Regions from separate parts of the Homo sapiens genome. Here region 1 is linked to region 2. A link is an interaction called in ENCODE POLR2A ChIA-PET data of the cell type or tissue named here. Cell type or tissue: Panc1. All regions are shown on one strand. Links, peaks and the distances in the headings refer to the core of each region. The heading gives the core; the rest is flanking DNA. Region 1 has its middle 120 kb from the start of PHLDA1-AS1. Region 2 has its middle 51 kb from the start of NAP1L1.

Region 1 (4,403 bases), core at 190-4,189, 220 kb after region 2:
ATGGTGGTGCATGCCTGTAATCCCAGGTACTCAGGAGGCTGAGGCAGGAGAATTGCTTGAACCCGGAAGGTGGAGGTTGCAGTGAGCCAAGATCGCACCACCGTACTCCAGCCTGCGTGACAGAATGAAGACTCCATCTTGGAAAAAAAAATAAATTTGGCTTGGTGCGGTGGCTCATGCCTGTAATCCCAGCACTTTGGGAGGCCGAGGCAGGTGGATCACGAGGTCAGGAGATCGAGACCATCCTGGCTAACACGGTGAAACCCCGTCTCTACTAAAAAATAGAAAAAATTAGCCGGGCGTGGTGGCGGGCGCCTGTAGTCCCAGCTACTCAGGAGGCTGAGGCAGGAGAATGGTGTGAACCTGAGAGGCAGAGTTTGCAGTGAGCCGTGATCGCGCCACTGCACTCCAGCCTGGGCGACAGAGCAAGACTCTGTCTCAAAAACAAACAAACAAATAAATAAATAAATAAATTTTACTATATACTTTGTGATATACTGGCAACCTCTTTAATATCTAGAGATGAAATATTATAAAATCAGGACTCATTTGTCCATTATATATACACTATATATGCAACAAAACAAAATGCACAAAACACACAGAAAAAATGGTGCCTGAAACTACTGAACATACTAGCACATTACTCTTTGCAGTTCCTTCCTTCCCACCTCTTCTAAACCTTTGAACAGGTGTAGTACCATATTGCTCACAGAGGTGGTTTAACAATTCCATTTCCAAAAGACAATCTTTCCTATGAATTTTAGCAAAAAGGTATCTACAAAGTGATATTTTACTACCTCTACATTTAATAGATGTTGGGCACTTCTAAACATCTAGGTAGACTAGATGTTTTAGATAAGGAGTTAATTTGTCCTCTATATACACAGCAGTCTTCAATAAACTGCACACATATAACAATAGTTATAATTTGAAAGAGCCTTCGAATATGAACATTCTGGCCTAGAACCTTCCTATCTCCTTCAACCCAGTGGGTTATAATGCTCGGATTTTCAGAAGAGAATCTTTCCCAGGAATTTTAAAACAAAATATACAAAATATATTAGTTTACTAATTGTAATTTTGTCACACACTGACAACCTCTTTAACATCTGGAAAGACTGGGTGTTGTAAATTAGGACTCATTTGTCCTTTGTATACATTATATACACAGATAAATAAAACAAACGCACAGACATAAGGGATGATGGTTAATCTTGCCTCACTAAAAAGCACAATGGCACAGAGCTCTTCACTCTTTCTTCTCCTCCCTCCTCCCTTGAACCAGTGCCCAAACACAATGTATATTACTTAAGAGGTGGTTTGGTCATTCCCTGCCCTGCCCCCACCCCCACTCCCCCAACCCTGCCACCCCAAACCGACATATCATATGAATTTTAACAAAAGGATATTTACGGAATGTTAAATATACTTTATTGGTCAGTGTAATCCATATGTTACTTTGTTTTCATATACACCCTGGGGCAATTAGTTAGCATTTGAAATACAATGTGGGTGGTTTGCACTTGAAAACATTTTTTATTACAAAAATATTGCTAATTTTGAATGTGTGATAATGATTTTAAGATGTGGTTATATTATATTTTAGAGCTTCATACTAATGCATCTGTGGATGATATGATGTGATGTTTGGATTTGCTTCAAAATAAGTCATTGTTTGGGTTGGGTATGAGGGGAGAGGAAGACTAGCTGGATAGAGATGAACAAGATTGGTCTGGGATTGATAATTGTCAAAGGTGGGTGATGGGTTAAGGGCGGTTATTACTGTAGTCTCTAGTTTAGAATATATTTGAGATTTCCATAATTAAACCTATTTTTAAATCATAAAACAATAAAAATAAGTGTATGAAAGAACCTACTTACTGCAAGCACTTTGTTTCTGATTAGCCCTGAAGGATATGGTAATTGGGGTAAAGGATATCAGAAATTATTTTCCTTTTGCTGAAACAACAGCTGTTCATAAAATGTGAATTGGTAGAATATTGTACAGGCATCTCCAATATCACAGGAATAGGATTTAAGAATCTGGCAAAGGTAGTAGACTCCCTTTTGAACTGGTGTTCTAGACCTAGGGTATACTGGGTCTCTTGTCAGGTGCTTAATAGAGGATTTTATCTTGATTCTAACCAGAGGGGAGCTGTACCTGCCTGCTACCAGAATACTGTCTATATTAAGCTGTTTTTGCATTGCTATAAAGAAATACCTGAGATGGGGTAATTTATAAAGAAAAGAGGTTTAATTGCTCACAGTTCTGCAGGCCGTTCAGAAATCATGGCAGCATCTGCTTTTGGAGAGGCCTCAGGTAGCTTTTACTTGTGGTGAAAGGCAAAGTGTGAGCCAGCATCTTATATGGAAAGAATAGGAGAAGATGGGGGGGGTGGGTGGGGATAGTGCTACACATTTTCTAAACAACCAGATCTCATGAGAACTCACTCTGTATAAAGAACCAAGGGGGGATGATTCTCATTCATGAGAACTTTGCCCCATGATCCAACCACCTCCCACCAGGCCCCACCTCCAGCACTGGGAATTACATTTCAATATGATATTTGGGTGGGGCACCCATCCAAACCATATCACTGTCCCATATGCTGCTAGTGAAATTTGCAGGCAACAGTCTTTTCAGAGGCCACAATCGTCAGTGCACTGAGAAGTGCACTGAAGTGTATTGAGTTGAAGAACAAACTCCATGACTCTTGCACCTGCTTGAAAATGAATGTTTGTGTGCTTGCCAGATTTGCTCATATGGCCTATCAGAGAGGTTAATGGAAAGGAGAACGCTAGGCCTCACTACAGACACAGGGAGTTTTAAATAGCCCTTAACTACAGACACAGGGAGTTTTAAATAGCTACTTTGGCTTGGGCTGGGCTCAGAGCGGACACTGGGTGCATCCTCCCACTTCTGTGTTAGGCACAGCATGTCTGCCACAAAGTGAGGGCTCGGGAATACCTGGACAACAGCAGCCCCTCAGGAGTGGTGTCTGTGTAAGCCCAGGGGCAGCACCCTGCTGCAGCCTTCCGCAGTCACCTCTGCTTAGGCCTCCCACAAGTGGGAGGGAGTGGAAGGAAAAAGGAGTGGGCACATTGACAGCATTTTTGATAACACCTGATACTGCCTAGTGACTCACAGAACAATCTGAAGGAAATAGCAATTCTGGAAAGGGGTCCTGAAGTGTGTGGGTAGAAACAAGAGTGAATGAATTGGTGCAATTACTCTTGATCTGACTCCCATGTGTACCCTTAGCTTTATAAGGCTTTGGCAAACTTGTGTTACACAGATTAATATGAGTTTCTTTTCTTTTTTTTTTTTGAGACGGAGTCTCATTTTGTCGCCCAGGCTGGAGTTCAGTGGTGCAATCTTGGTTCACTGCAACCTCTGACTCCTGGGTTCAAGTGATTCTCCTGCCTCCGCCTCCCGAGGAGCTGAGACTACAAGCATGTGCCACCAGGCCTGGCTAATTTTTGCATTTTTAGTAAAGATGGGGTTTCACCATATTGGCCAGGCTGGTCTCGAACTCCTAAGCTCAAATGATCTACCTGCCTTGGCTTCCCAAAGTGCTGGGATTACAGGCATGAGCTACCATGCCTGGCCGAGATGAGTTTCTTATTCATCTGTACATTGTCACTAATTTAAAAAATGTGCGTATGTATTTTATGTAAAGTCATGTATGGCTGAATGATGGGGATACATTCTGAGAAATGCGTCCTTAGGCGATTTTGTGATTGCCAAACATCATAGAGTACACTTTCACAAACCTACAAGGTATAATCTACTACACACTTAGGCTTTATGGTATAGCCTATCACTCCTAGGCTACCAAGCTGTACAGCCTGTGACTATGCTGAATACTGTAGGCAGTTGTAACACAATGGTATTCGTGCATTTAAACATATCAAAACATAAAAAGCATACCTAAAAAGTAAAAATACAGTACAAAAGATAAAAAATGCTATACCTTAGCTGGGCATGGTGGCTCATGCCTGTAATCCCAGCATTTGGGGAGACTGAGGCAGGTGGATCACGAGGTCAGGAGTTCAAGACCAGCCTGGGCAAGATGGTGAAACCCCGTCTCTACTAAAACTACAAAAATTAGCCAGGCGAGGTGACGGGTACCTGTAATCCCAGCTACTCGGGGGGCTGAGGCAGAGAATTGCTTGAAACCGGGAGGCAGAGGTTGCAGTGAGCCGAGATCACGTCATTGCACTCCAGCCTGGGTGACAGAAAGAGACTCCATCTCAAAAAAAAAAAAAAAAAAAAAAAAAAAAGCTACACCTGTATAGGACATGTACTATGAATAAAGCTTGCAGGACTGGAAGTTTCTCTAGGTGAGTTAGTGAGTGGTGAGTGAATGAGTGAATGTGAAAGCCTAGGACATTACTGT
Region 2 (4,403 bases), core at 144-4,143:
ATTTCTTCTAAGTACACAAGTCTTCAGAAATTCCATTGTAAACACTGGTTGAACTGCATGCTCAAATTCAAATACACTGGACTGGATCAAACTCTCACCCCTGAATTCAGTCAAATTCTGCCAAACACACGGGCTAGTTTCAAAATTGAGCATGCAAAATGGAGCATTTGAAAATGAAGTTAAACTAATGGACAAATCTGTCCTGGGAGCCCTCTGCGGAACAAGCAGACACCGCTCGCGATCCAATGCCAGAGAATCAAACGCTTGCCGACTACTGCCGCGACCTTGGCCCGGAATCTCCTTGCCTTCATGTAAACTTTCAAGTTGGCTTGTCATTTCAAAAATTGGTAAGATTTTGTTTGGAATTATATTGAATTTATACCGTAATTTGAAAGACTTAAAGTCTTTGCATAGTTTATTTGTCCATTCCAGAAACTTTTGTCTCTCTTAATTTACTCATGTCTTTTGTATCTTTGAAAACAGTTTTCTAGTTTTCCTTTCTTAATTTTTTAAAATTTATTTTTATTTTTTGTAGAGACAGGGTCTTGCTTTGTTGCCCAAGCTGGTCTTAAACTTCTAACCATAAGCAGTCCTCCTGTCTTGGCCTCCCAAAGTATTGAGATTACAGGCGTTAGCCACTGCACCCAGCCACTCTAGTTTTCTTAGTACAAGTGTACCCACTTATTGTTATCTCTATTCCTAAGTGTTTTATACTTTTCTGCTGTTGTAAATGAGACTTTTTGTATGTTATTTCCAAATTTATTATTTCTTTAATTTTTGTACATTGACCTTTTATTGAGACACCATATTAAACTCCCTTAACCTCTCTCTCTTTTGCTTTTTTTGATTAATTTTACCTGTAGACTTAGTGCTATAGTTTCAACTCTATACTCTCAAAGTCAGTTTTGTTTCTTCCTTCTTAATATTTCCCTTTTTCTGAGTTAATTAAATTGGGTAAAATTTCAAGTACAATTTTTCAATAATAGTGTTGTTAGAGGAAATATTTGATTTTCTTCTAATTTAAATAGGAATTCTTTGAATGATTTACATTATGCGTTGGACTTATTGAGTTTCAGCTTTCACCCTTTTCCAGGTTTATTTCTAATCTTAGTTTACTAAGATGTGGTCAATGTAATTGCTGCTGAATTTTATCAAGTGATTTTTTTTTACTGTCTATTGATATTATTATAAACTTTATTGATATGCTAATGTAGTGAATTACAATGATACATTTTTTGAGTGATGAACTAATTCAATCAAACTCTAATTATAATGTTTTGTTATCTTAATACACTGCTGGATCAACTTTACAAATATTTTAATTAAGATACCTGTACATATGGTCATAGCTGAGATAGCTTAAATGTTTGATTGCTTATCTCTCTAGGTTTCTGGCTATCTGTCCATTTGGTTATTTGTCTGGATACTATACCTGGTCTGGTTTTGATATCAGAGTTATGTTTATTTCACAGAATGCATTAGAAATACTTTTTTTTTTTTTTTGGCCCAAGAAGGGTTTAAGTAGCATAAATATGGTCAATTTCTTGAAGGCCCAAAAGAAGTTTATTAAAGCTATATTGGTTTAGTGCCTTTTTTAGAGGTAGAGTTCTGTATTGTTTATCTATTGCTGTGTTAGAAATTATCCCAAAACTCAATGGCCTAAAACAACAATAACCATTCATTATCTCATTGATTCTGTGAGTCAGGAATTTGGGAGCAGCTCAGTTATGTGGTTCTGGCTTAAGGTTTCTCATGAGGTTGCACTTAGATGTTGGCTGGGTCCACAGTGATCACAAAGCTTTATTGGGGCTGATGGATCAAAATGTCTCACTAACATGACTGCCAAGTCAGTGCTGGCTATTGGCCAGGAACCTCTGTTCCTTTTCTCATGGGTCTCTCCAAAGGACTGCTTGAGTGTCCTCATAGCATGGTGCCTGGCTTCCCCTAGACTGCAGGGAAGCCATCTTTTGACTTCCCTGGGCCACACTGGAAGAAGGAGAATTGTCTTAGGCAACACATAAAATACACTAGCACTAACGATAACTGATGAGCTAAAAAAAAAAAAAAAAACTCTTAATTTTTTAAGAAAGTTTATGAATTTGTGTTGGCCATATTCAAAGCCATTCTGGGCCACATGCACCCATAGGCTGCAGGTTGAACAAGCTTGCCCTAGAGTAAGCAGTTAAAAAGAGCATGATAAAAGACACAATGTCTTTTAATGACCTATTCTTGGAAGTCACACACTGTCACTTTTTTTCTTATTCTATTGGTCACTGGGCCATCTCTGATTTAGCCCTGATTCAGAGAGGGCCTGATAGTAGGAGGCAAAAGTTTATTTGAGAACGTCTTGTAGGCTGGCCCCCGTAAGTGCTGAGTGCCTTTTCAATTATTTAATGATTATTGCTCTAGTCAGATTCTAGCTCTTCTTAAATCAATTTGGTATTTTATAGTCTTCAGGAAATTTACTCTATCATATAGTTAAATGTTCTATAAGTTTTTAGTGGAAAGTTTTTGTTTCTCCAAGGTTACAAAAAAATTATGTCCTCAGATCTTCTAGAATTTTTGTGGTTGTATAGTAATAAAATTTTTTGTCAAATAATTTAGATATTTGTCTGGGCAGGGTGGCTCACACCTGTAGTCCCAACACTTTGGGAGGCCAAAGTGGAAGGATAGCTTGAGGCCAGGAGTTTGAGACCAGCCTGGACTACGGAGCAAGACTCCATCTCTACAAAAAATTTAAAAAATTAGCTGGGTGTGGTGGCACATGCCTGTAGTCCCAGCTACTCCAGAGGCTGAGGCTGGAGGATCACTAGAGCCCAGGAGTTCAAGGCTGAAGTGAGCCATGATCACCACTGCACTCCAGCCTGGGTGACAGAGTGAGACCTTGTCTCAGAACAACAACCACAAACTAAACTAAATTTCAGGCTATGAAGGGGAAGAGAAGTTGGACATGCCTCATTATACCCCCTTTTCTTTCGGAGTTTGGGCTTAACTGACCAGCATTACTGTTAAAATACAGAGCATAAGTCTGATAAAACAGATGCTTTGGCAATAAAATAGCAAATTCCAACCCAACTCTGATATACCATCACATAACAGATAGCAGATCCTGAAGGCAATAAAAATATTTTACCCCAAAATATATTTTCTTAACATATTTTGCAATGGCCCTGAAAACCTGTCTTTCATGAGGAAGTTTGTGTCTGTAAAGAATCTCCTTCTGTTTTTAGGTCTTTCCCAGATCTAGGAGAGATTAAATGAGAATCTGACACTGTTATGTTCTGAAAAGAGATATGTACCATCTATTCTCTCTAAGGCAGCTACCTGGAGGCTCCATCTACAAAACAAGAACCTTGGCTTCCACAACCCACCTTGTCTTCACTCAAGCATTCCCCACTCCCCAGTGTCTAAAACCAAACTGTAACCTGAGCCATGGTCATTCATATTGGCTCAGAATAAACTTCTTTAAATATTTTATGAAGTTTGGCTTTATGGTCAACATTTCTTTTATTGAAAGTTTCTTTGTTTTATTATCTAGGATCATTGTTGAATTTTGTCACATTCCTTTTTAGCATCCATGGAGATGATCATTTGATAGACAATAAATATTATTAGATTTTTCTAGAGTTGAGCCATCCATATATTCATAGGAGAAAAAAACCTTCATAGTCATAAATTGCCGTTGGATTCTGCTTATTAATAATTTATTTAGTATTGATATTAATTGAAAGACTAGTCTATGGCTTTGTATCTTTTTTTGTTTTTTTAAGACAGAGTCTCACACTGTTGTCCAGGATGGAGTGGAGTGGCATGATCATAGCTCATGGCAACCTCCAACTCCTGGACTCATGTAAGCATCCTGCCTCAGCCTTCCAAGTAGCTGGGATTACAGGCACACATAACTGTGCCTAGCTAATTAAAACAATTTTTTTGTAAAGACAAGGTCTGCCTAGATTGCCCGGGCTGGTTTTTAACTCCTGGGCTGAAGTGATCCTCCCACCTCGGCCTCTCAAAGTGCTGGTATTACAGTCATGAACCACCACACCTGGCCTTAGCTTTTGTAAATTTTGTAGTCTTTGTCCATTATGTATTTTATATTCCCTTCATAAAAATAATTAGGAAGCTTTTCTTCTTTTTTTAGGCTCCAGAAGAGTTTAAATATAACTAGAATTATCTGCATTTTAAAGATTTGGTAGAATTCCCCTGTGCAATAATGTGGTTTTGATACTTTTCTTGGGAAGAAGAGAGGAGCAACTGTTAACTATTTCCATATTGGACTTTCTTATGTAATCTAATGAGTATGGCATGGTGTAAAAGAAAAAGAAAAAGGTGGGGCGTGGGGGTTCATGCCTATAATTTTAGCACTTTGGGAGGCCAAAACAGGTGGATTGCTTGAGCCCAGG

Evidence for each region. Peaks named below come from ENCODE experiments on the same cell type or tissue, not always from the same donor. Only the 100,000 strongest peaks of a DNase experiment are listed, where the experiment ranks them.
Region 1: POLR2A ChIA-PET joins it to region 2 with 9 read pairs; 2 of 35 experiments call an interaction of 5 or more read pairs at or near these places.

What each region holds. Positions count from the first base shown.
Region 1 is chr12:75,912,379-75,916,781 of GRCh38, reverse strand. No RefSeq gene overlaps it. Among named protein-coding and RNA genes, the nearest start is that of PHLDA1-AS1, 120 kb to the left of the region's middle. In Panc1, for the core only: no CTCF peak of the experiment used is centred there; no DNase peak of the experiment used is centred there; H3K27ac peaks cover 3,759 bases.
Region 2 is chr12:76,133,058-76,137,460 of GRCh38, reverse strand. It overlaps the pseudogene RTN4IP1P1. Among named protein-coding and RNA genes, the nearest start is that of NAP1L1, 51 kb to the right of the region's middle. In Panc1, for the core only: no CTCF peak of the experiment used is centred there; no DNase peak of the experiment used is centred there.